Regions from separate parts of the Homo sapiens genome. Here regions 1 and 2 are each linked to region 3. Evidence: chromatin loops called from intact Hi-C (ENCODE). Cell type or tissue: adrenal gland. All regions are shown on one strand. Region 1 overlaps ZBTB7C (zinc finger and BTB domain containing 7C). Region 2 has its middle 160 kb from the start of SMAD2. Region 3 has its middle 37 kb from the start of ZBTB7C.

What was found. A loop is a pair of places that touch in the nucleus more often than their neighbours do. Peaks named below come from ENCODE experiments on the same cell type or tissue, not always from the same donor. Only the 100,000 strongest peaks of a DNase experiment are listed, where the experiment ranks them.
Region 1: it touches region 3 in a loop (2.2-fold over the local background); 5 of 110 quality-filtered maps call a loop at or near these places.
Region 2: it touches region 3 in a loop (5-fold over the local background); 33 of 110 quality-filtered maps call a loop at or near these places.

Annotation. Positions count from the first base shown.
Region 1 is chr18:48,129,654-48,137,653 of GRCh38, forward strand. The region is part of intron 3 of ZBTB7C (zinc finger and BTB domain containing 7C); the gene reads right to left. Among named protein-coding and RNA genes, the nearest start is that of ZBTB7C-AS1, 29 kb to the right of the region's middle. In adrenal gland, a CTCF peak has its summit at 4,256; DNase peaks (open chromatin) are centred at 6,748, 7,008 and 7,268; H3K4me3 peaks cover 1,717 bases; H3K27ac peaks cover 4,944 bases.
Region 2 is chr18:47,769,156-47,777,155 of GRCh38, forward strand. No RefSeq gene overlaps it. Among named protein-coding and RNA genes, the nearest start is that of SMAD2, 160 kb to the right of the region's middle. In adrenal gland, CTCF peaks have their summits at 3,660 (motif pointing right) and 6,969 (motif pointing right); a DNase peak (open chromatin) is centred at 3,656.
Region 3 is chr18:48,442,522-48,450,521 of GRCh38, forward strand. No RefSeq gene overlaps it. Among named protein-coding and RNA genes, the nearest start is that of ZBTB7C, 37 kb to the left of the region's middle. RefSeq lists an enhancer at 3,017-3,311. In adrenal gland, CTCF peaks have their summits at 3,134 (motif pointing right) and 4,259 (motif pointing left); DNase peaks (open chromatin) are centred at 3,110 and 4,180; H3K27ac peaks cover 326 bases.

The sequences.
Region 1 (8,000 bases), 310 kb before region 3:
GGAAGGGAGGGAGAGGCTCCGGGCACGGCACTGCATGGAGGCCTGGCCTCAAGTTTCCTCACCTGGCCTCTCTCTCGTTGAAAGGCAGAAATGCAACCCTTGGTCCCTCCTCCACCCCACCTCCCCACCCCCTGACAGCTTTAATAAACTGTGATTATTTCAGTCCCTACAGCACAGCTGTCCTGTGAATTGTCCAGTCAGGGTTATGGGGTGGAAGCCAAGGTCTGGAGTGTGGAGCTCAGATCTCCGAATAAACCGGCCCTCCCTTTCCCTCCTCTGCCTCCCTGCTCCCTAGCAGGTGGGAGTCAGGAGGAGGGCGGTCTCTGGCTGAGACCAGGGATGACAGAAGCATTTTCTGAGCAGCCTGCTGATGGCAGAGCCCCAGTAGGGGAGGGTAAGGGAGCAGAGCTTGCAGACAGGGTTAGGGGTGGAGTCGCCTTACCTACGTGCTGTGAATGCAGGCCTCTCCAAAATCCTCCTTCATCCCAATCAAGGAGCCCTGAAATTGTACCTCTAGAGATTAACCTCAGGCTGCTTCTCTGCTTAAAATGTGCTGGTGCATTATTTGAGGACAGAAATGGAGCTTTAGTCACTTTGTCATTTACAGGAGGTATTTGGGAAAAGTTGGTTGAATGAGTGACATTCTGGGCCGCTATTAGAAATAATAATAGAAGAAGAGGAGCAAAGCTCTGGGGGCTTTAAGGGAAGTGGGCAGGGATGACCCTGAGTGGGGAGGGAGAAGAAAGTGATGCTAGGTCAATCCTACCATATCACAGTTGTGCACACAGCTAGCCAGGGCAACAACACGGGTGATCTGGTCCTTGCCCTTGAAGAGCGTGACTGTCTTACCAAGTAACGGCCATTTGTATGACTCTGCTAATCCTCCTCCGAGAAGTTGGGAAAATTGTCCTCAACACTCAGAATGGTCAAAGCTGAACTTCAGAAACCATCTACTTAAAGGCTCTCTGAATCATTTTCAGCAGCAGAAGCCCCCTTTTATAAATAAAATTTTGTGCAGAACCAGATCCACACAGATCTGTTTTGCTTGAGCCAGCTGTGTGAATCTCTGTGGAGAACACCAGCGTAATCCATCCAACTCCCCATTTCAAGTCAGGAAATTGAGGCAAAGAGAGGTTAAAAAGTGTTCTCAGACTTCACCACAATCACCTCCAAGCACCCGGTGGCCTCCCTTGAGATTCAACTTCAGTACTTCTTGGGTAGGCATGGGCATCTATAATCTTTTATTTATTTTTATTTTTTACTTTTTTGAGATGGAGTCTTGCTCTGTCACCTAGACTGGAGTGCAGTGGTCCCATCTCAGCTCACTGCAACTCCCACCTCCTGGGTTCAAGCGATTCTCCTGCCTCCGCCTCCCTAGTAGCTGGGATTACAGGTGCGTGCCACCACGCCTAGCTAATTTTTCTATGTTTAGTAGAGATGGGGTTTCACCATATTGGTCAGGCAGGTCTCGAACTCCTGACCTTAAGTGATCCGCCCGCCTCCGCGTCCCAAAGTGCTGGGATTACAGGCGTGAGCCATGGCACCTGGCCTGAAATCTTTTAAAGGACTTTATAGGTGATTGCAACATGTAATCAGGTTTAGGAACTGCTGGACTAAGCACCATTTGATGGTGAAGAGTCCATTCATAGCAGAGCATAGTCCAGGCTGCTCTTGGGTCATACAAGCCAAATTCCATTACGATAACTTCCAAGAAGCACTGGAATTCACTTCTGGTCCTCAGGTTTGGCTACACTGAACATGATGCCACAGAATGGCTAATGACCAGGACTTAGGATGTTCTAATGAAAGGATAGTTGTTTTTTTTTTTGTGTGTAATGTTTGGTAGTCTTCAAACTAGGTGAGTTCCCCCATGCCAGTTGGCTCAAATTTGTCTTTGTTAAGAGTGTTAGTTATCCTATTCAGTCCCATAGGCATAAAACTGGGATAAAATGATTTCACTGTGGAGCTGAAATATCAGCATGAAATAGAGTACTCAGCCATACAAAGTGACTGTCTTATAGGGACATAGAGGGAAAGCTCAGTATAGAGCTCTGGGACATGCAAAGGAAACACCAGGGTGTGCAGGATGCTCAAGAGGTCTGAATGGCTCTCACTATACCTATAGAAAGCAAGCATGGCTGAGCTGATCCCAGAATATTTCCTGGCTACTGCTCCCTTGAGCATATAAACCCTTAAAGATAGGACGGCTACAATAAAAAGGCCATATTATCAACAAGTGTTGGTGGGGATATGGAGAAACTGGAACCATCACATACCTGCTGGTGGGAATGTCTAATGGTACAGCCACTGTAAAAAAACATTCTGGTAGTTTCCCAAAGGGTAACTATCAAGTTACCATATGACCCAGCAATTCCACTCCTAGGTATATACCCCAAAGAAATGAAAACCTAGGTCCACACAAAAACTTGCAAATGATTGTTCAAAACAGCATTATTTACAGAAGCCAAATATGGAAACAACCTATATATCCATCACGGGTAAATGGATTTACCCATTATGGGTAAATATAATTATGAATGGGTAAATAAAATATGGTGTATCTATACAAGGAATATTGTTCAGCAATAAAGAGAAATGAAGTACTGATGCATGCTACAAAGCTAACGACTCAAAAGTGTTAGGTTAGTTGAAAGACACTAGTCACAAAAGACCACATATTATCTGATTCTATTTATACGAAAGGTCCAGAATAGGCAGATCTATAGAGACAAAAGGTAGATTATTGGTAACCTAGGACGGCTTGGGGTGAAATGGGCAGTGACTGCTAATGGGTACAGTATTTCCTTTGGAGTAATCAAGATACTATAAAACTGATTATGATAATGGTTACACAGCCCTGCAAATATGCTAAAAACCATTGAATTTACACTTTAAATGGGTGGATTATATGCTATGTGAATTATATCTCAATAAATTTTATTGACTGTTTTATTAAGAAAAACAGAAACAAAACAAACATTAGAAAAGTTTCTGTTGTTTAAGTTCTGCTTAATAGAGGCAGCCTCTGCTAGATTTCCCTAGGGCTTATGGATGGCAAGTGTCAACAGGAGCTGAGACCACTGTCATCTCTCCAGTGACCTCTTCCAGTGGCTCCAGAAAGACCAACGGACCAACCTGTTGTCTCCAGAAACAATTTAACAGAATTGTCAGCCAGACTCCACAGCCAAGAAAGCAATAGCCCTGCAGGTATGTGTACAACGCATATGTGTAGGCAGCACAGATTTTCCTGAAGGCCAAGTCCAGTTATATGATATCATTTGGGAGGGCCACATGTACATTTGCATCTGGTTTGCATCTAATTTGGAAAAGCCGACATAGATCATGTGCCGTATTATTAGGTAATTTTTCAAGTTTGGAGTCTCAGAGTTGCTCCACTCAATTTGTTCAGTGGATGGACTCAGTTATTGACTGATGAATTACAGCTTGCTCCGGGGTTCCTGGCCTAGGAGGGGCAGCCTGTGGTCATGCAAGCTTTCCTGTTCTGTGTTCCATGCACACACAAGCCAAGCTACCATTGTGGGGCAGCTCTTATCCCATGGGGGGAACCTCCTTCTCACTAGCTGGCCTCTGGCATGGAGGAGGGAGGTGCATGGGTGCGGATGAAGTGGAAGGAGGCCCACTCTAGCTGATCCCCTTCCAAGCAAGGCCTAGATGGAGGGGGCCTTCCAAATGGAACAAAAGGGAAAATGACAGAAGAGAGCAAGCATTTCTATTTATCTAAACACAGGATCAAGATGTACAGTGGGAAAGTGAAATTATGCTGCAATTTTGAAAGTCATCCACTGAAGATAAACTCTCCCTTCAAAGGAATTACTCATTTCACTCCATCATGATACCTCAGGGTCTATCAGTATTCAAATTTATTAAGCAATAACATGCAGAATGTATGATATAAAGGGCCTGTGTCATCACACATTCCCCACGCTATTTTTTTTTTTTTTTGCTAAGTCATGAGAAGTGCAGCAAGTTAAAAATCAAACAAAAATTAACAAGCACACACACACAAGATGGAAAATAAATCCTCCGTGGAAGTTACTATGAAGCAGGAGGCTTTAGAAAGGAAAAACACAATCTCTGACTAATATGAAGGAGACTCCAAATTGCTCTTGGCAACAATCTCTCAACCCGATTCCCCTCCCTCTATTCATCTCCACAGTTCCCAGCCAAAGGAAAATAAACTGAACAGCTCTCTCCCTGGCCCAACCTGTAGGGCTGCCTGGCTGAGCAAGGGCTGAGCAAACAAACATCCCCATGCAATTATACACCTGTGTAATTGCTGTAAACACTGGGATAGCCAGCTGGGTGCTCACGGCCCTTATCAAGCTGATAATCTCAATATTGGGGGAAAATGCCTTTATTCTGGCAGCACGACATCAAGGTAGTATGCAATATGATCTTGTGACCTCAAACCCAGGATTTTTTTTTTTTTTTTTTTTTAAGAAAAGGAAGTAGAAAAAAACTATTCTTCTAGCAGAAGTCGGTAACAATTCTGGGGAAAGAAAGTCCCAGAGCATCACTCAGATGGGTAATAGTTTCAAGGCAAGATTTATCAGTTCACCTTCCTCACAAAAGTGATAGTTAATTTTAGAGGTAGTTATCTTAAACCTATTACACCATTCAGGATGGAAGGAGAGTTAACAGGCCAAACGCCCCAGATTATTTATGGCTGCTCTGTCTCAAACATCCATCCAACACCATTCTATTAGGACAGATATGTCTGGTCAGCTAAAACGAAGGAGGACAGGATTCTCAGGAAATGGCATTGTAAGTGGAGATGTAAGTGGATGAAGGGTCTTTCAGTTGAGTCCTAAAACCGCCCCGGAAGGCCAAAGTGAGCTGCTCTGTGAACCATGTACGGTCTAGAGACTTGGGTTCTAGTCTTGGCTTTGCTACCAACAAGTCCTGTGAGTGTAGACAAGCTTCCCTCCCCAAAGGTAAGGGCAGGCGCTTGAAGCTAAACTCGAGTCCTATGAAAATGCCATCCTGGCCACTGAGGAAGTGGGCAGATGCATCAGCAGGGTGACACCCTGGGACAGTTCTCAGCCCGGCCAGCACTGATCCAGAGAGAGATGCCAGTACTCTCAGAGACTGTTTGGGCCTCTTCTTGTCATCTCCAGCTGGCATGTGCCAAAAGTGCAGACTCTTCGAAACCCACAACTGTAAACCCTAAATGAATAATCTGAACAGCAGGGGCTCAAACAGCTTCCTGGGCACTTGGGGCAGAGGCTGACTGTGCTGTGTGCATTCCACTGCATCCCCTTGAACCAGGGACAAGTCCTGGTGACTGCAGCATGGAGACTCCAGTCATTCTAACTTCCCCGCTCTTTCCTCTCCTTCCTTCTCCCTCTCCTCCTCTTCATCCAGGCCTCCTGCTGCTGCTTCTCAACAGCAATGCTTCCCAGGCTCCTTCCCAGGCTCCATCTCACTTCATCCAACCCTTTGAGGGTTGCACTATTACTATTACTATTACTATTCCCATTGACAGAGGCCAGAGATCTCGTCTGATTTCAGTTACTGATGTATGCCCAGCACTTAGCATGGTACCTGGACACATACAGTAAACAATACAATAGCGTTGAATAAATGACTGATTGTTTAAAAAGAAAATGACATTAAAAAAAGTTAATATTAAGTGTAACACATACTATTTTCTGTTGTACTATAATTATACCAAGGCGATTCCTGTCTCTGCAGTTAAAGTGTAAGATTCTAAAAGACGTGGGGTACAATGAGTGGCTTTCAATCCTGCCTCTGCTACTACCTGGACAATGTATTTAACCCATTTGGGCCTCAGTTTCCCCATCTGCAAAGTGGGGCTAATGATTCATATCTGATGTGGCCTAATATGAGTCTTTTTTGGGAGAGTGGGTTCTTTTTCTATGCAGCCCAGGTTGTGCCTTAAGGGGGGAGGACCGGCACTGGGGCTACTTTTCTTTCCTGGAGTTTCACCCAGCGGGGGTTCCTGAGCCTTTCTAAGCCCAGAGAGGATTTAACTGGGTGAAAGAAGGGGAACGGAGGGAGTGGAGCTGAAACTTGAACCTGGCAGAGCCTTTACCACCTCCAAGCCAGCGCGCCCCTCCCCCTTCCAAAAAATCTTCTATCTCATCTGGAGAAACTGCTCGATTGTTTCAATCACTTCCTTTCTATTTTCAAAATTCCGCATTTAGAAGAACTGGAAGTGGTCTGCCACTAGCCGACCAATAAGTCGCTGGAGTGGGGCTTCCTTCTGCGCGAAGCTGGGTACCAGCTATTAAAAGAAAGAAGGCAGCCGCCCGCTGCCCACCCGCCTGCCGGCACAGACACAGCCAGGACAACGGAAGCCAGGAACAGAAAGGAGCGACCCTGGAGCCCTCACCACAGAGCACGGCGTGGGGGACCCGACGCTGGATGCTCCGCGCGGGGTGGGCGGCGGGCAGGGGGGCGTGGGTGCTGGGTTAGGGGGAAGCTCTCTCCATCGTCCTTCCCAGGCCAGCCCCGCGGCCGCTGCGCCCGCCTGCAGGAACTCAGGCGCTCCAGTGGGTGACGCCGGCCCGGGCGCCCGCGGGAGTGGGGACGCACGGGGTCAGTCCTTTTGCGCCACCCACACCGGGCCGTCTCCGGAGCTGAGAGACTATAGCTCGACTCGCCTGCTCGGGTGGGAGTGCTCCCCATCCACTCACCCCCAGGTTGGAGTCCAGGGAAGAGCCCCCCACCCACCCAGCTCAGCGCGCGATTTGAGCCCAGGGACCTGACAGGGCTCCCGCCGCGCGCCTAGCTGGACTTCTGCCAATCGCTCCTTTAATTTCTGCCCGTATCGCCGGCCCTCGACTTTTGCCAAGTTGCCATGGCTTTTGTCCCCCCTCCCTCCCGTCCCCAAGTTTTGCATCTGACTCTCAGGAGGACCAAGCATTCTTGGGGGAGACAATTTAAACTACCAAGGTACACCCGCAACTCCCTCTCGGAGTGCCCTTACGTTCCTTCGGCTGGCCCCTCGCCCCAAAGGAGCCCGCTGGCGTGGGCCGGCGGCAATGGGGCAGTGGCGAGAGTTGCTCTCTGCAGAGTTCCAGATCCTCTCTCCTATTTCGGAAGAGGTGCGTGGCCCCACGCCCCGCAGGAGCTCCGGCGAGGCTGGGGGAGTTGAACGCTTTGCGGACGCCGCCACCCGCGCCAGCCAGAGCCGCCCCGCGGCCACCCGGCCACAGGGTCCCCGCAGCGCGTAGCGAGAATGCCCGCAGCGCTCTCCCGGCCGCCCGGAAGGGCTTCCTCCCCCACCCCCTCCCCACGGCCCGGCCGCTGGGCTCCCCAGAGCCCCGATCCTAGCCCAGAGGCGGGCCGAGGCCGCCGCAGACCCACCTGGCCGCCCCGGGGACGCCGCGCTCGTGCCCGGGCCGTGTCCTGAGCGCCGCCAGGGTCCCGGGCTGGGAATCCACGCGGCCGCGCTGCTCGCGGGAGCCTGCCGCAGCCGGCGGGAGGTTGTCATTGATTCGTGCTGGGCGAGTTAAGCCATTCCAGGAGTGGTTTTGAGAGAGCACTCCCTCCCCACCCTCCAACCAGAAGTATTTGGCCGGGAGCCCCTTTGGTCCACCTGTACTGTTAAGCGCAGGACAGGACGATCTCACCACTCGCGCGTTACGCTTCACTTTATGACACCAAATTAAGATCTTTGGAAAAGGTAAAGCAGAAATAAAGGCAAGGGCGGTGGAGGAGCTTTTCTTTTCCCCTCTTTTCTTCCGGGTTCCTCCGTTTTGTTTTTTGTGGGTTTCCCCCCACTCTCCTTCTCTAGTACTTCACAAAATGACTTACCACTTATCTCAAAGCAAGGGAGGCTTTTTATTATTATTGTTTTATTCAATTCAGCGTGTCTGTCTTTTTAGAGGCAATTTATTTCCATTTGCCTGAAACCTAAGCCCAATAAAATTACTAGAATTATATGTTTTCTCCTTACAGGGTCGTGAGTGTAACTTAACCAAATCAAACACTAAACAGCAATCCTTTAAGTA
Region 2 (8,000 bases), 670 kb before region 3:
GCAGGTTTATTTAAATTAGCCAAAAACTAGAAACAACCTAAATGTTCTTCATAAGAATGGTTAACTTACACACATTTATTATCTCACAGTTTTCATGGATCAGGAATCTGGGCACAGCTTAACCAGGTCCTCTGCTCAGGTCTCATAAGGCTGCATGCAATCAGGTGCCGGCAGGACTACAGTGTCATCAGCTGCTTGACTGGGGAAACTCTGCTTCCAGGTTCCCACACAATTGTCGACAGAATTGATCTTCTTACATCTATAGGGCTGAGGTCCCCATTTTTTCTCATCATTTACAGATTGCCTTCCATTCCCTGCCACATGGCCCTCTCCATAGACATTCATACATAATTTTTTGGTTCTTTAAGACTAGCAGGCCCTCCCTCCAAAAGTAACTACGTGAGATGATAGATAAATTAGTCTGCTTCACTATAGTAACCACTTTACTATCTATGTGTATCCCATAACATGTCTTAAACCTCAAATGTACACAATAAAATTTATTTAAAAAAACAAAGACTAGGGGGAAAATCTTTCTCTTCAGTCTAAGACAGAGTGCTATATAAAGAAACACAACCATGGGAGTGACATGCCACCATCTTTGCCATATCCTATTGCTTAGAGGCAAGTCACAGTTTCCACTCATACTCAAGGGAAGGGGATGGTACAAAAATGTGGATCACTGGGGTTTGCCTGACACACCAAGTCAAACAGCGGGTAACCAAGGTTAAATCTACAGAAACTGCACAGTGTAAAATGCTGATTAGCTTTTTACTTTATTAGATTAACTATGCTTGTTAAAGTTTCTAGGGTAACCACTAAAACGACAGAACTAAGATGTATAACCCCAGTGGGGGCCAGTAAGAATGAGAGTCTGCAGTACAAATGAAAATAAGAAAGGGGAAAAAAAATGAAGTGAAGGGCCAGGTGCATTGGCTCACATCTGTAATCTCAGCACTTTGGGAGGTCAAGGCAAGAGGATCACTTGAGCTCAGGAGTTCCAAACCTGCCTGGGCAACATGACGAAACCCCATCTCTACAAAAAATGCAAAAATTAGCCAGGCATGGTGACACACTCCTGTAGTCCTAGCTACTTGAGAAGCTGAAGTGGAAGGATCGCTTGCGCCCAGGAGGTCGAGGCTGTGGTAAGCCATGATCATGCCACTACACTCCAGCCTGGGCAAGAACCTGTTTCAAAAAGAAAAAAAAAGGAAATGAAGAAACTTGGACAAGTAGAAAATGCAAAATAAGATAATATTAGTAAATCCAAATTTATCATTAAAACCGTAAACAAAATGGATTAACTTTCCAGTTAAAAGATAAAGTTTGTACAACTGAATTCTTAATAATCCAGCTACAAGCTACCTACAAGAGGCATTCCTAAAACACAGAAACACAGAAAGTCTGAAAGCAAAAGAATGGAAAATACATATACCATCAAAATATTATTCTAAAGAAAGAAGTATAGATAAATATACTGTGATTTGGTCATAAAATAGAATATTGACCAGCAGTGAAAACAACTGAAACATAGCTACACTTACCAGAATGGATCAAATCAGTCACAGAAGAATGTATACAATATGATGCGACCTAAATACATTTCAAAAACATTCAAAACTAAATAACATATTGTTTTTGACAGATACACATGTCATAGGTTATTTAATAAAAGGACACAATAAACATAAAATGTAGGAGGCTGGAGCCTCCGGAGGTGGCAAAGGGATTTGGAAGAGATAACATGGGAGTTTTCAAGGTTATTACAATGGAAATTTAGTAATTATTTTGAACTAAATAATAATAACATACAATATATATAAAAACAATTTCTTAAGCTTGATGCACAGTAGATGTATATTCATTTTATTTTTTCTTTATATCTTTTATATGCGCATGTGTATAATGTTCTTTAAAATGTATTCAAAATTCAATAACTCTTTAAAATTTACTGAAAGCCTGATAGTATATCCCTTTTTTGACCCAGAGAAAAAGTACAATGAATGGAGCCACGAAAAGAAAGGCCTTTCCCCCCAGGATTGCCATGAACTTCACACAAACTCACAGCATCCTGCACAGTCAAGTCTCCACTGAGACAGCTCGACCAAGACACAGAACTCATGAACACTGCAGCCAGGAGACCCACTCATGCTGGGACTCGAGGCAGAACCAAGGAATCCTTGCTCCTTTGTGTCTTTCTGGGGAACCTGGTAGCTGTCTGTCCTCCTCTGAACATCTCAGAATTCTTGTCCAGGTAAGAAATTTCCCAACAATTCTATTTCTGACCAGGATACTATGTGATAGGATCTGTTTCTCATTCAACACATTTTTGTAAGCACCTATCATGTGCCAGGCTGTGGGCTAAATGCTTGGGTTACCATAGTGAAATGTGATGTTACCATAGTGAAATGTGACAAACGGGGTCTTACCTTTAGATGCCCAGAGCCTAAGAGGGCTACCGACAAGCAAATGGGAAAATACAATGGAGAGTGTCAAATGCAATGAGCATGTGAGTTCCACGTACCAGGGAGGAAGACGGGGGAAGGTTCCCAAACTCAGAGTGGCCATTAGGGATGCTTGCCAGAGGAAGTGGCAACTAAGCTGGGAAGACAAAGGGCTCTGTAATACCATCCTCCCAGCTTCAACCTGACTTACATTCAGTAACATGTCATGGACCCATCACTTGATGGTCAAACCTTCCGTGGCTTCTATTGCATATTCAGCCTCCAACACCCAGTGGGATGCTGAGCCCCATTGCTTTACACTCTGATGTGGGAACTGGGGCCTTCCTTTTTGTTATCCCAAAGCAGCTGCCTTCCAACCTCAGGGAGGATGGTACAGGGAGCACCCCTGTTGAGGAGGCGGCCTCAGCTTCCTGCCCTGCTCTGCCCCAGGCCCAAGGCAGTTGGTCTGGTCCTATGGGTCCACTGCACATGGAGGGTGGAAGGAACTAGAAAGCAGGACTCTCACCCTTCCCCCTGGACTCCACCCACCAGAAGCATGCTGAGCTAAATGCAGGTTCTTGACCCCAGGCAGCCCAAGCGGGGGTGTCAGGGGAGGAGGCAAGGAGGCTGGGGAAGGTGGGAGTGTTTATCTTCAGTGGGACTTCCAGTGGAAAGACTGGATCCAAATCCGTCTAGCTGTGTAGGCTTAGGCAAATCACATCACCTACATGGGCCTCACTGTCCTTATCTGTGAATTGGACTCAGACAGGACCTGCCTCTCCCGATGGAAGTAGGGTGAAGGCGTTGATTTGAGGGAAGCCTTCTGAGATGTACAAAGCTCTGCCTTTATTCTGGCCAGGGTTCCTTAGGTCTTCTACCCCTAGTTAAGGCAAAACTTCCTCCCTCCCAAACCAAGGCCACTCTTGCCACACCCTCTACCCAGACCAGACCAGGGCTAACATGGTTCCTGACTCTCAACTCCCATGCAGCCTCCTGAGGGGGCTCAGAAGCCAAGTGCAGAGTGAACGAGGAGAAGGAATGTGACCTGCCAGGGTTTCCCTTCCATATTTGGACCAGAACCATTCTCCATCTCTTGGGAGGGAAGGCAGCTGCACCCAGATTCCAAAAACTCCTCCCAGAGCCTTTCCTAGGGCTTGTCCAGACAGGAAGTCGGCCCAGGGGTTTTCCAATTGCCCAAAGGTGCTATGCACCCCACCACCAGAAGGCGGCGCCCAGGAATCAGCCACTGCCTGTGTCTCCACTCCGTGGCTCCTAACAAAGCTCTTAACTCCTAAGTGCAGAGGCTGAAGCAGGAAGGACCTCGAGGGAGATCATCCACGCCAGCCTCCTTAAAGTTTTGAAAGTCACAGGCTCCTTTGAGAAACCGATGAAAACTACTGACCCTCTCCCTGGAAGAATGCCTCGGCACAGCCGCTCACTATGGTCACACAGATTCAGAACACCCTTGGACCCCCCAGACACACCGCCCAAGGATGCCCTAGGATTTCTTGTAATCCCGCCCAGGAAGCTTGCCCCATCAGCTACCCCCTCAAGGCCTAGAGGCTAAATCAGGCCCAGCACCTCTGCTCCCTGTGGTCAGCCCACGCCTGTGTTTATCCTGGTGATACCAGTCAACGGCTTCAGCAAAGGAGGCTGAAAGAAAGCCAAGGTCATCTTGTTCGAAGACAGGGGTTTATAAAAGTTGGTGGGAGTGGGTACTTCGCGACTTGGAGGATTATGAACTGACTGATTGTCTAGGAGCCTCAAACCTGGAATTAAAAAAAAAAAAATCATGCCGGGGGCAGTGGCTCATGCCTGTAATCCCATCACTTTGGTTAGGCCAAGGCAGGAGGATCACTTAAGGTCAGGAGTTCGAAACCAGCCTGGCCAACCACATCTCTACTAAAAATACAAACATTAGATAGGCATGGTGGCGTGTGCTTGTACTTCCAGCACCTCGGGAGGCTGAGGCAGGAGAATTGCTTGAACCCAGGAGGCAGAGGCTGCAATGAGCCAAGATTGCACCACTGCACTCCAGCCTGGGCGACAGGGTGAGACCCTGTCATTAAAAAAAAAAAAAAAAAAAAAAATCAATAACTAATGCTCTTTTACCCAAAAGGAATCAGGGAGAGAGGGTGGCATTGGAGAGGGAGGGAGCAGGGGGAGGCAGGACTTAGGACGCAGGAGAGACTGCCCCCTTCTCTGCGCCCTGTGGGCTGCTCTGAAGGTCTCGGGGAGCCCATGCACTTTGCACAACAGGTCACAAGGCATTGATTTCTGGGGTAGCGGAATTACCCCTAACAAGACTGTAAACTAACAGTCCAGGAGAAGAAATAAAAGGGCACAAATGAAATGCTGAGAGAATCATGGACTGACAGAAGTGAAGGAGGACCAGTAGAAACAGAGGTCTCAGTCACCTTGCCCACATTCTCCCTGAACCTTCCATGTCAGCCAGCCTGGTCCAGGCCTGGGCTCATCAGCTGTTGTGCCCTGAATGCTGCTGTGGGGCAGGTTCTAGGAGGGTTAGGGGTGTGCTGATGACGATCACGTCCTTGTCCTTCAAGAGCTCCCAACTGAGCTGTCAAGCCAGACACTATGTAAATAACTGCCAGGTGAGCTGCACTGAGGAAAGGAGCTCTTCCAGCTGGGGTGGTCAGTAAAGTCATCACAGAGGGATGGGACTTGAGGAAATGGGGTCCCCAAGGTTGGTAGGTGAGATGACATAAACAATGGCACAGAGGCCAGCAGGCACGAGCTGGAGGCAGCAACACAGAACATGGGCCACTTCCACACCACCCCCGCCCTAGGGTATCTTCCTGCCATCAAACCTCAGTTTCATTGCGATCCACATCTTCCATTCTCCCCACTCCCCCTAGCCACCAATACTTCTCACAAACGTGGAAGCCCTCTATTCTAGAACACCGGAGAAGTGAGCACTCCCACATTACACTCATTCCATAAATGCTTTATGTGCATCTCCCATGTGCCAGGCACTATTCAAGGCCCTGTCTGAGGCTTAAGAGACACAGCAGTGAAAAGGAAAACAATGTCTTGCCCTCATTTGTCCTGGCAAAGAGCTTCTTAGAGTTAGATCTCTGTTCCCAAACCCCTCCCAGGCTCCCACCCTCCTCATTTTATTATCTTGCACTGTATCTCTTGGAAATGGACCCAAAGACCCAAGAGTGGTTCTGCCAATACAGAGGACGATGGGGCTGTCAGCCTGTCTAGGTCTCTAACCGTTTGGTTAATGCTGCTGATAAAGGTAGGAACTAGGTCTTGTTTTAAATATTGATCATAAATACTCCGGTCTCCAAATATGAAGGCACAAAGGCTCATATTTTCACTGTAAGTAACAGAACCCCAACTCAAACTAGCTTCACCACAAGTGAAAATTGTTTATAAGAAACTAAGTGCAGTCACTTTGGGAGGCCAAGGTGGTGGATCACCTGAGGTCGGGAGTTCAAGACCAGCCTGGACAATGGTCTTTAGTAGAGACCAGCCTGGCCCTGTCTCTACTAAAAATACAAAAAATTAGCCAGGCACAGTGGCAGGCGCCTGTAATCCCAGCTACTTGGGAGACTGAGGCAGGATAATCACTTCAACCCAGGAGGTGGAGGTTGCACAGTGAGCTGAGATCCCACCACTGCATCCAGCCTGGGCAAGACAGAGAAAGACTCTATCTCAAAACAAAAAACAAACAAACAAACAAAACAAAAACAATCTAAGTGCAAGGATGAGCTGGGGTTCAGAAACAACTGGAATTGGGGTCCACTCTCCCTGCATCATTCATACTCTACACGGCTCCATTCCTTCAGTCTTTCTCTGTCTTTAGACTGCCTTCTCCAGGACATGTGGGAAAAAATGTGAATAAGGTGGACTTCTCTCTTAGTCCCCACCCTGAAGTCCAGGAAAGAGACAGATGGGTCCAACCTGGGCCAAGGTGCTCACCCCTGGGTCTATCAGTTGTCAGCTGAGATAAGGATGAGACAACAGTTCCTAACACAGCCTGATGGATGGAGTTGAGGAGAAGTAATTCTGTGCAGATGATGTCCAATATGGGCACTTGGCGATCTAGTCCAACGTCTCCATTTTCAGAGGAAATGGAGGTACAAATAGGGATGACGCCTTGTCCAGTGAATTAATGATTAAACTCAAGGAATTCTGGAGTGCTTTGCAGGATCATCCATCAATCAGATTTCCAGTGAATTGAGTGGATGCATGCTCAACTCACACTCATAAATGGCAAACCATCCATGTGGTACACTTACATGGGATGACCTAACATACACGAGGGTGACTTTCCTTTTCCCAAAGCCACAGCCTGATGCTGCCTCAATCTTGCACAGCCAGAGAATGAGGAGTTATTGGTGAAGACATTCTCGGGATAAGCCAAGATTCCCATGAAACATCTAAATGGTTGCCATTTAAACTTCTCCTGACTGAACCTCTTTCTAAATGGGTTGTACACAGCTCTGTCTTCTTTAAGAGCAGGCGCTCAACAGAGCTCAACAGGCTTTTCTCAACATTTCAGGGTCGTTCATGTATTCCTTGGTTGTTCGCTAGATGGCAGGCCCTGTTCTAGCACTAGGAATAACGACAGTGGCCAAGACAGACATGGTCACTGGCTTACAAGTGAGTGAGGAAAATCAATCTAATAAATATACCCATAATTCTTCACAGTTGGGACACAGGCAAGAAGGAATATAACATTATGACATTCTGGAGGTATATAAGAGGGGATCTGAAGAACAGAAAAGGAGACAAGAAAGGTTTATTTGAGGAAGCGATGTTAGGTTAAGACTAGAGGAGGGTAGGAGGAAGTCAGTGGAGAAGAAGGAAAGGAACAGAGCTTCAGGCAGAGGGAACAGCCATTTCACAATGGCTGGGAGGTAGGCGAGAAGAGATGTGGCTGAGGGAAGCCAGTATGGCTGGAACAGGGCCCCATGAACAGTGGCCATTGGTTTGGACTGATTGCAGAGGTCCCCTCAAGGCTACTGCAGGGGTCAGGCACCGATGCGAAGATCTGCCCTGTCAAACCCAAGATAGATGCCAGCTACTCATAGAGTGCTCTGCAGTGTGGGTGCTTAGAGATGGCTCACCTGGGTTGAGTGCCATATTCTGTCAGGTTCCTGCTATTCAGAACTACCACACAACTATAGGATGATAGATGTGGAAAGCTCCCAGAGAAACCTTCCAGAGCAGGAGTTATGATCCTGATTGCACCATAGGATCACTTGGGATGCTTAGAAAAATACCTATACTCAGACCGTACCCCAGATCAATTAAATATGCAGACAAGGGATTATGGTGTGGGTGTTTTGTAAAGCTCCTAGGTGATTCTAATAAGTAGATATGGTTGAGAATCACTATTCTAGTGCAATCCTCTTTTTTTTCACAAATTAAAGAACTGAAGCCCCTCTACACAATTATTAATTTTAGAAATGCACCCATGTCCACATTATACACAATAGAGAGTGAAGAAGGAATAGAAGTCATAGAAATCTCATGTTTAAAATATGGTAGTACTAACGGGAAAGTGGATCCCACTCCCTCTTG
Region 3 (8,000 bases):
CAGCTCCAGCGAGGTTTCCCTGATCACTCCTGTCCCCATCCAGCCCTCCCCTCTAAGCTATTCTCTCAATCACAGCCTGAACCACCCTTCCTTCTTTATGGTTTTTTACTGTTTTCAAATTCATGTTGGTCTTCTCTCACTCAGCTAGATTACTTGCTGCTTCTCAAGGGATGGACTGTGCCCTAGATTTTAGAAACCCCAACCCTTCTGGGTTTTCTCTTTGTTTTCTCACTGTTTGCCAAATGATGGTGTCACACACACAGCCCCAGGGGCAGGATCAAAGAAGGCAGTCACTTGGGACTTGGGGGAAAGCAGTCTTGTTTTCCATGAGAAACAACCAGGGGGAGAAAAAAATCAATGTCTGAAATAACTGTTGAGAAAGAAGTGTGGCTTTCTCTTGGAGTCATAGAAAGTGGTTCTGATGTCAGCCTCACACGTAAGAGAATGGATCCAGGGTGAATCCCTAGTAGCTGGCTGAGGCTGACTCAACCCACAGGGAGCTGCCCAGCACATCAAGTATGTGGATTCTCCAGCAGCTACTCCTGCCAGAAACTTCTACCTGTGCCTATTATGCCCATGGCCCCATGATCTCCTGGAACAGCAACCCGAGGGGCCTACCTACCATGTTTCAGCCTCACAGCCAGCCAATTTCACCTCCCTGGCACTACCCATAGTAAATGCCATGAAGGAGACTCAGACTCAGGGGACCACAAATCTGCCCCATCTTGAGCAAATGATTTCCATTCTCTGGCTCTTGGTGTTAGTATCTTTGTAAAACAAAAAAATCAGACTAGCTGATCTGTGAGGGACCCTCTACCTCCAAAACTGCATTGTCTAGACTGGCAGGGAGTGTGTGGGTTTGGTTCTTATTTGGTTGGTTATCTTGTGTATGTCTTGGCCCATGCATGGCCACTTTGGCCCAGGGTGGAGAGCATCATTATCTACACCAAGTACTCTGTAACTAGAGAGTGACTATGTTGCTCCCCTCCAGGGAGGCCAGGGGTGGGCCTAAGGCATCCCAAAAGATGTGTGAAATGTCTTTGAAGTCAATAATTTCCCTTAGAAATTCATGTATATTTTGCATTCTTTTCTATATTATTACTGAGTTGCTTAATATAGGAATTTTTGTCCCCAAATCTTAGGATAAAGTGACCCTCCAGGAGGATGCTTCTTGCTAAAAGAAGCTTGTTTGAGCTTCCTGTAATGAACTGCTACATACTCCTGAAACGGGTTTAAGAAGCACTAATCTGGCCAGGCATGGTGGCTCATGCCTGTAATCCCAGCACTTCGGGAGGCCGAGGCAGGCAGATCATGAAGTCAGGAGATTGAGACCATCCTGGCTAACATGATGAAACCCTATCTCTACTAAAAACACAAAAAAATTAGCCAGGCGTGGTGGTGGGCACCTGTAGTCCCAGCTACTTGGGATGCTGAGGCAGGAGAATGGCATGAACCCAGGAGGTGGAGGTTGCAGTGAGCCAAGGTCACGCCACTGCACTCCAGCCTGGGTGACAGAGCAAGACTCCGTCTCAAAACAAAAACAAAAACAAAAACAAAAACAAAAAAACAAAAAAGAAGCACTAATAAGCACTAATCTGTGGGTGTTTGCAGGAACACCCAGGGCTGAAAATTCATCTTTTGATCCATCCAGGAATCCCTTCTCAGATATTCATCCTTTTCTGTTAAAATGCAAATTCCCTTGGGAAGGGGCTAAAAGTTAGAAAAAAACTGAGACAAATACAAAATTCTTTACTTGTGTCTGAGAGTCAATTACAGCAGGACAGTCCGTGGCTCTTTGGATCAGCAGTGGCTGGTGGCTGAGGATTTTGGTAAACTTCAGTTGAGTCAACACTGTGATTTGACTGTGTCCTTCAGAGCAAGAAGGACTTAGTCTCAGCACTAAGCAGGCCTCCTGGAGAACTGCATTCAGAGCTGGAACCATATGTCAGAGGGATTTGGACTAAACAGCAATGATCTGGACAGAGATCACGGACGTATGTCACATGGGGAATGAATGGAGAGATCAGGATGGGAGTGGGCTGGGAGATGCTCCCAATAGTCATCATGGGAATGGGTTTTTGATTTGTGTAGCTCCAAAGGGCAGAACCTAGACTAGCACTCCTGCATTTTAGGAGTGCAGATTTTAGCTCAGCAGAGGGAAGCCCAGCACCTTGTGAAATGGGGATGGGCTGCCTCTGTAGAAAGAGGGTGCCCTGGTCCTGGGAGAGTCCTCCTATCAGTGGGGTGCTGGAGGGTCACTGGGTTATGGGATCCTTTAAAAGGGTGAGGTGCACATGGAAACACAGCTTCTAGATCCCCTTCAGGGAAGGGCTCGCTATCCAGCTGTGGGGAGTGTGGTCCGCAGAAAGCCTCCAGGGTCAGCTCTTCAGGGTTGGCCTCCCCTGCAGGGAGCCTCCTCTCCTGGGGCACTTGCATCTGGTGACTGAGAGAGGTCTGGACAAGCACAGAAGCCTGGACATCTAGGCAAGAGCTAGGCTGGCTAAGGCTTTGTTTGGTCTGCCTCCCTGTTTGATGTCTTCTTCTGTACCCCAAACTCCATCCCAGTGTGTACTTGGGAAAAACTCTACCTGAGACAAAAGCATACAACATGGGATGGGTCATCCTGAGATTCTAGGGATCCTACTATTATTCGTCACTTACACCTGATTGTGAATAAATTCACTGAAATCTTTGCAGGGAACAAGTTTATACAGGTGTAGCTTAAGGAAACGAAAGGGAAAAGAGTCACAAGACAAGTAGGTTAAGAGATAAGGGACTGAAGTTTATGCTTTAAATGTGTGGATTATATCTCAATAAAATGTTCTTTTTTTAATGTTTAAAGAGAGAGAGAGAGAGAATGAAGCTGATCTAAGATGTCCAGACCCTCCCAGGCTGTGCTAGGGTACAGGTACTCTAGCACTGCAGCTGGGTATCAAGAACTGGAAGGACTTGTGCAGGACCCTTGGCTTCTCAGCAAGGCTGTCCCCACGAAGCAGATTTCACATACCCATAGCACACCCAAGGCATGGCTAGCATCCCTTGGGGGCTCTGCTGGCCCCACCATCACCACAGTGAAGCAAGGAGGAGCTCTCCTGCCAGCCACATCCCAAGGCTGCTATTGTGTCCTCCTCCAGCAGGGGTCAGCAGACTGTTTCTGTAAAGGGCCAGAGAGCAAACATTCAGTGTAGGTGGGGCAATATGGTCTCTGTTGCAACTGCTTAACCCTGCTGCTGTAGCACAAAAGCAGACATAGATAGTAAGTAAATGAATGTGCATAGCTGTGTTCCAATAAAACTTTACTTACAAAAACAGGCAACGGACCAGATTTGGCTTAGGTATATAGTTTGCTGACCGCCGTCCTAAAATCATGGACCTGCCTAGTTGGAAATAATCCCAGGCCACAGAACAGGAAGGTTTTCTCTACTTGGAATCCACAAAAGCATCATGTTTCTTGTCTTCCAGGCTTTGCTGGAGAAATGGAACCAAATGTTCTATATATGTTTGACATACATTAAAGTTCAACTGGGAACAGAGATTCACAGGATATGGTTCCTGCTCTTCAGGTCCCCATGTAAATAAGGAGGTAATTCTCATTCAGTGTGATAAACACATGGGAGATGTGGGTACATATGTGTATGTTTGGGCTAAAACCACCACTAGCCAATGTCGCCAGGGTTTGGATAATTAACTTTGGGGGCCTGGGTCAGTTGACCCTCATGGTGGTTAATAAAGTAGTATCTGTAGTCACTTCTAGCTGTGGTCTTTACACATCTACAGAGGACTTGCCTTTTTCTTTTTTCTTTTTAAATTATTTTTTCAAAATTAAAAAAAAAAAAAAACTTTAAATAGAGACAGGATCTCCCTATGTTGCCCAGGCTGGTCTTGAACTCCTGGGCTCAAGGGATCCTCCTGCCTCAGCCTCCCAAAGTGCTAGCATTACAGGCGTGAGCCACCATGCCCAGTCACCTTTTTCAAATTAATCTTGGAAACAAAAACATAATCCCAGTTTGACACTGAGACAGAGCCCACAGGTATTGTTTTGGTGCATAGGCCACAGAACCGGAGAGTTGTCACAGCCATTGCATGGGAAGGCCACGGGCTGGGTGTGGCTCCAGATCCACGTTCTCGCGTCCTGGGCCTGCTCAGTGTGTTTCGGCTCCTGTGTATGCTTTTCTCTCTGCAGTGCCACGACATCCGACCCCGGCCTTCTCAGAGGACGCTAACCCGCCTGCCCGCCCGAGACTGCCAGCCCTGTCTGTGGGTGCCCTCTGGTGGCCTGTCGGCTGGAGAGCCTCGGCGCCTGTTAAGGCAATCAGTCAGGGAGAAGGAGGAAGCGTGAGACTGAGTTGCAGACATTTCCACCAGCTCCTCCTTTGCCAACACAAACCCAAGCCTCCCCCTAGGGATTTTGGAGTGCATTCAGAGCTTGGGGAAAGAATCATTTTCATTCCTAATTCGATACCCTTCATTTTTTCAACCGGGATGGTTCACATGATCAAACCGCACAAGAGGCCGCCGCTCTGTGTTCTGCTTATGGCCGAGAGGGCACGGCGGCTCCCCAGGGCACTCAAGATCTGAGGGATCTGGGGGCGCAACAAGTTAAGAAGCAGCTTTGAATATCTTCCTGGGGAGGCAATTCTTGCGTCTAATTTTCCGCTGCGCTTCTTGTTCCTTCGATGTCTACTGCAGTGGGGGTCTCAGTGGGAATGGACTAAGGATGCAGGAAAAGTATGGGGGTCTGAGTACAGGCAGGTACAGAGCTGACTCGGCTCCGCAAACACCGTAGAAACTAGTCCCGGTTCTCCCACCCATCTATTCACATGGCTGGAGGACTTAGCAAGGCCCTGGAGCACACTGGTTGACTCCACGGACTCCTGATCCAGGCTGCCTGGGTTCCAATCCCGGCTCTACCACTTTCTAGCCATGTAACCTCAGACAAGTTCCTTAACCCCTTTGTGCCTTGGGGTCCTTGTCTGTAAAATGAGAGTCATAATATTGCCTACCTCCAGGGTTGTTTTGAAAGATAAGTGGGTTGGTATCTGAGAAAATGCCCAGTAAATGTCTCCTGTTGTTATTCAGGAGAAAGCTCATAGTAACGAGGATAGGAATCTGAAGACCTCAGTTTCCATCCCAGAGCCACCTTATCCAGTTATGTGTGTTCCGGGAAGGGTGACCTCACTTCTCTGTGCTTAGAGCCTTCTATTCCAAGATAAGGATGAGGACTAACTCCTTCCTCTAAACTCCTCCATGGCTCTCCATTGACCTCATGATGAAGGCCCAGCTCCCTCATCTGGCCTCTAACACTCTTCATGCTCCAGCCCCTGCCCTTCTCTCAAGTCTCATTTCATGCAGCACCCAAGGTGATGATGGCTGATGAGTGATATTGTAAAGCACCCATCAGATCATGTCTCTCCTCTGCTCAGAGCCTTCCAATGGCTTCCCATGCCACTGAGAGTAAAATCCAAGGTGTTCTGCACAGGTTGCCAGGTCCTACAGCCTGACCTCAGCTCCCACCACTCCCACCCCCCACGCCACACCACCCACCCCCACACACACACCTCTGTGGCTGCTCCCAGCTCCCTCTTCCAGGATGCCAGCCCTCTCTTGCCTTGGGGCCTGATATGGTTTGGCTCTGTGTCCCCATCCAAACCTCACCTCGAACTGTAATCCCCACATGTCAGGGGAGGGGCCTGGTGAGAGGTGATTGGATTATAGAGGCCGACTTCCCCCTTGCCAATCTGGTGATAGTGAGGGAGTTCTCAGAAGAAGTGGTTGTTTGAAAGTGTGGCACTTCCCTCTTCGCTCTCTCTCCTGCTTTGCCATCGTAAGACATACTTGCTTCCCCTCCTCCTTCCACCATGACTGTAAGTTTCCTGAGGCCTCCCAGTCATGCTTCCTGTACAGCCTGTAGAACTATGTGTCAATTAAACCTTTTCCTAAACTACCTAGTCTCAGGTGGTTCTTTACAGCAGTGTGAGAACGGACTAATATAGGGCCTTTGCCTTTGCTGTTCCCTTGGCCGGGAGCACTTCCCTCAGAGCTGCCTGGTCAGCCTTGCCTCCTTCAGGCTTCTGCCCAAGGGTCTCATAATGAGAGGGGCCTTCCCTGACTTCCCCGCAGGTGACAGAACACTGCCCCATCGCTCTCTATCCCCTGGTCTGCTTTATGTTTCTCAGTGGCCTTGCCATCACTAACCCGTACGTGCAGATTTGACTTGGCTAACTGTCTGCCTCCCCGACGTGCGGTGTGAACAGGTGTTTTGTTTTGCTCCCTGCTGTGTCTCCAGCTCCTAGAACTCTGTTGGTCATGAAATAGGTGCTCAAAATCAGTGTGGATCTGTGAAGGATGCTGGCTTGCCTAACAGAGGAAATAGCTTTGGCAAGGAACATCCAGGAAAGACGTCTCTTAACCTAAAAACTGGAGGCACCATCTAAAAGACCTCCAGTAAGGGAGACAGCACTCCAGGCTCCCTACACCACCACTGCCCACCTTTCTACCTCCAGGCACCTGGGAATTGGCCCCAGGCAGGATGAAGTCACAACAGGCTGGGTGGCCAGCCTGAGTTCTCTCCCGCTGCAGGCAGGAGCACCTCTTTTCACTTTTTATTTCTACACCACATTACTTGAACACTTGGTGGCTTCCAAAATGAAGCCATATGGTTTGATGGCAGCTCTCTGGAGGGAAATGCCGCCCTTTAATTGTCCTCAGGACTATTCTGAAAATAGAGTCCTTTTTATTCAAAGCTTAATTCCGTTAATGTTCCCAATATAAATGAATAATAGAAAGCGTAAGCGAATTCTCTCCTGACAGTGTTCCTCTGCTCTATTTAAAGATCCTTCTGGGGCAGAGCCTGGACTCTGCTTTTACCAAACCCACTTAAAAATCCCTCCCCCCAAGAAACTGCACTGATTTTCCTTGGGTACAGTGTGTCCTGGAGAGGGACATAAAAGGGTGTTGAGGAACATCTGCTCGTGGACCCAACCTCCCAGGCTGTGCACTTTGTCCACTCCCCACCACCAAGCTGATCCAAGGGGATACAGGAAGCCTCAGTCCCCAGAGGCTTCAAGAGGGTTATGATGCTGAGGGGCACAGGGGACACAGGCAACAGAGCAGAATGGAGCACAATGATGTAGTCGCAGCATGAACAACTGAGTTAACTTGATGAGACTGCTGGGAGTGCCTTTTCAGTTCCAGACATGGGTAGATTACAGTCATTCAGGAAGCTTGAATGCTCAACTCAGTGCCTACTTCTTCCAGGAAGCCTTCTGCGCAGCTGGAGAGGATCTCCCCTTCGCAGTTCCTATTGCACTAATCGCACCCCTGGGTGGTACTGAGCTGTGGCCACCTTTGAGTGTATATTTGGGCACAGATGGAATCACTCCCTCGGGGACACCTGCTCTGGCCAGGGTGTGGAAGCTTTTCTGTGTGCTCTATCACCCCCTGCACTCCATCCCTCCATGATGCCACGATGGTCACAACCAGTGGGGCTAGCTGCAACATGTTTGTGTCCCTCACCAGGTCTAACGCACCGGGAGGGGAGGACCCCTGTTGGTCTGGGTCGTTGCCATATGCCCTGTGTCTAGCACAATGCCTAGACCACGGTGGGCCCTCAATCAATCTGTGGAGAATAAAGGAGTCTCCCCTACTAGAATGCAATATCCTAGATGTACACAGCCGTGTTCCACACTCCTTTGTCCTTTTACCAATACCTATCAGTTTTAGCATTCTCTAACTACTTGCTGGCTAAAGGAATGAATGGGAGGAAGGTGTCACAGCAAAGATGGTATTTGAGTTGGGTTCTCAAAATTGAACCAATTCAGAAAGTCTCAGAAGGAGTGACTGATTAACATCCCACTAGCCCTTTACTGTGCTCTAGCACCCTGGTGGAGTTCTCATGGTTAATCCTCTCATTGTTAATTACAGGAAAGGCCACCCAGGGGCATAACAGAGAGGGTATGCTTGCCGCCTGGCTTCTGGGTCTGCCCCAGCCATATACCTAT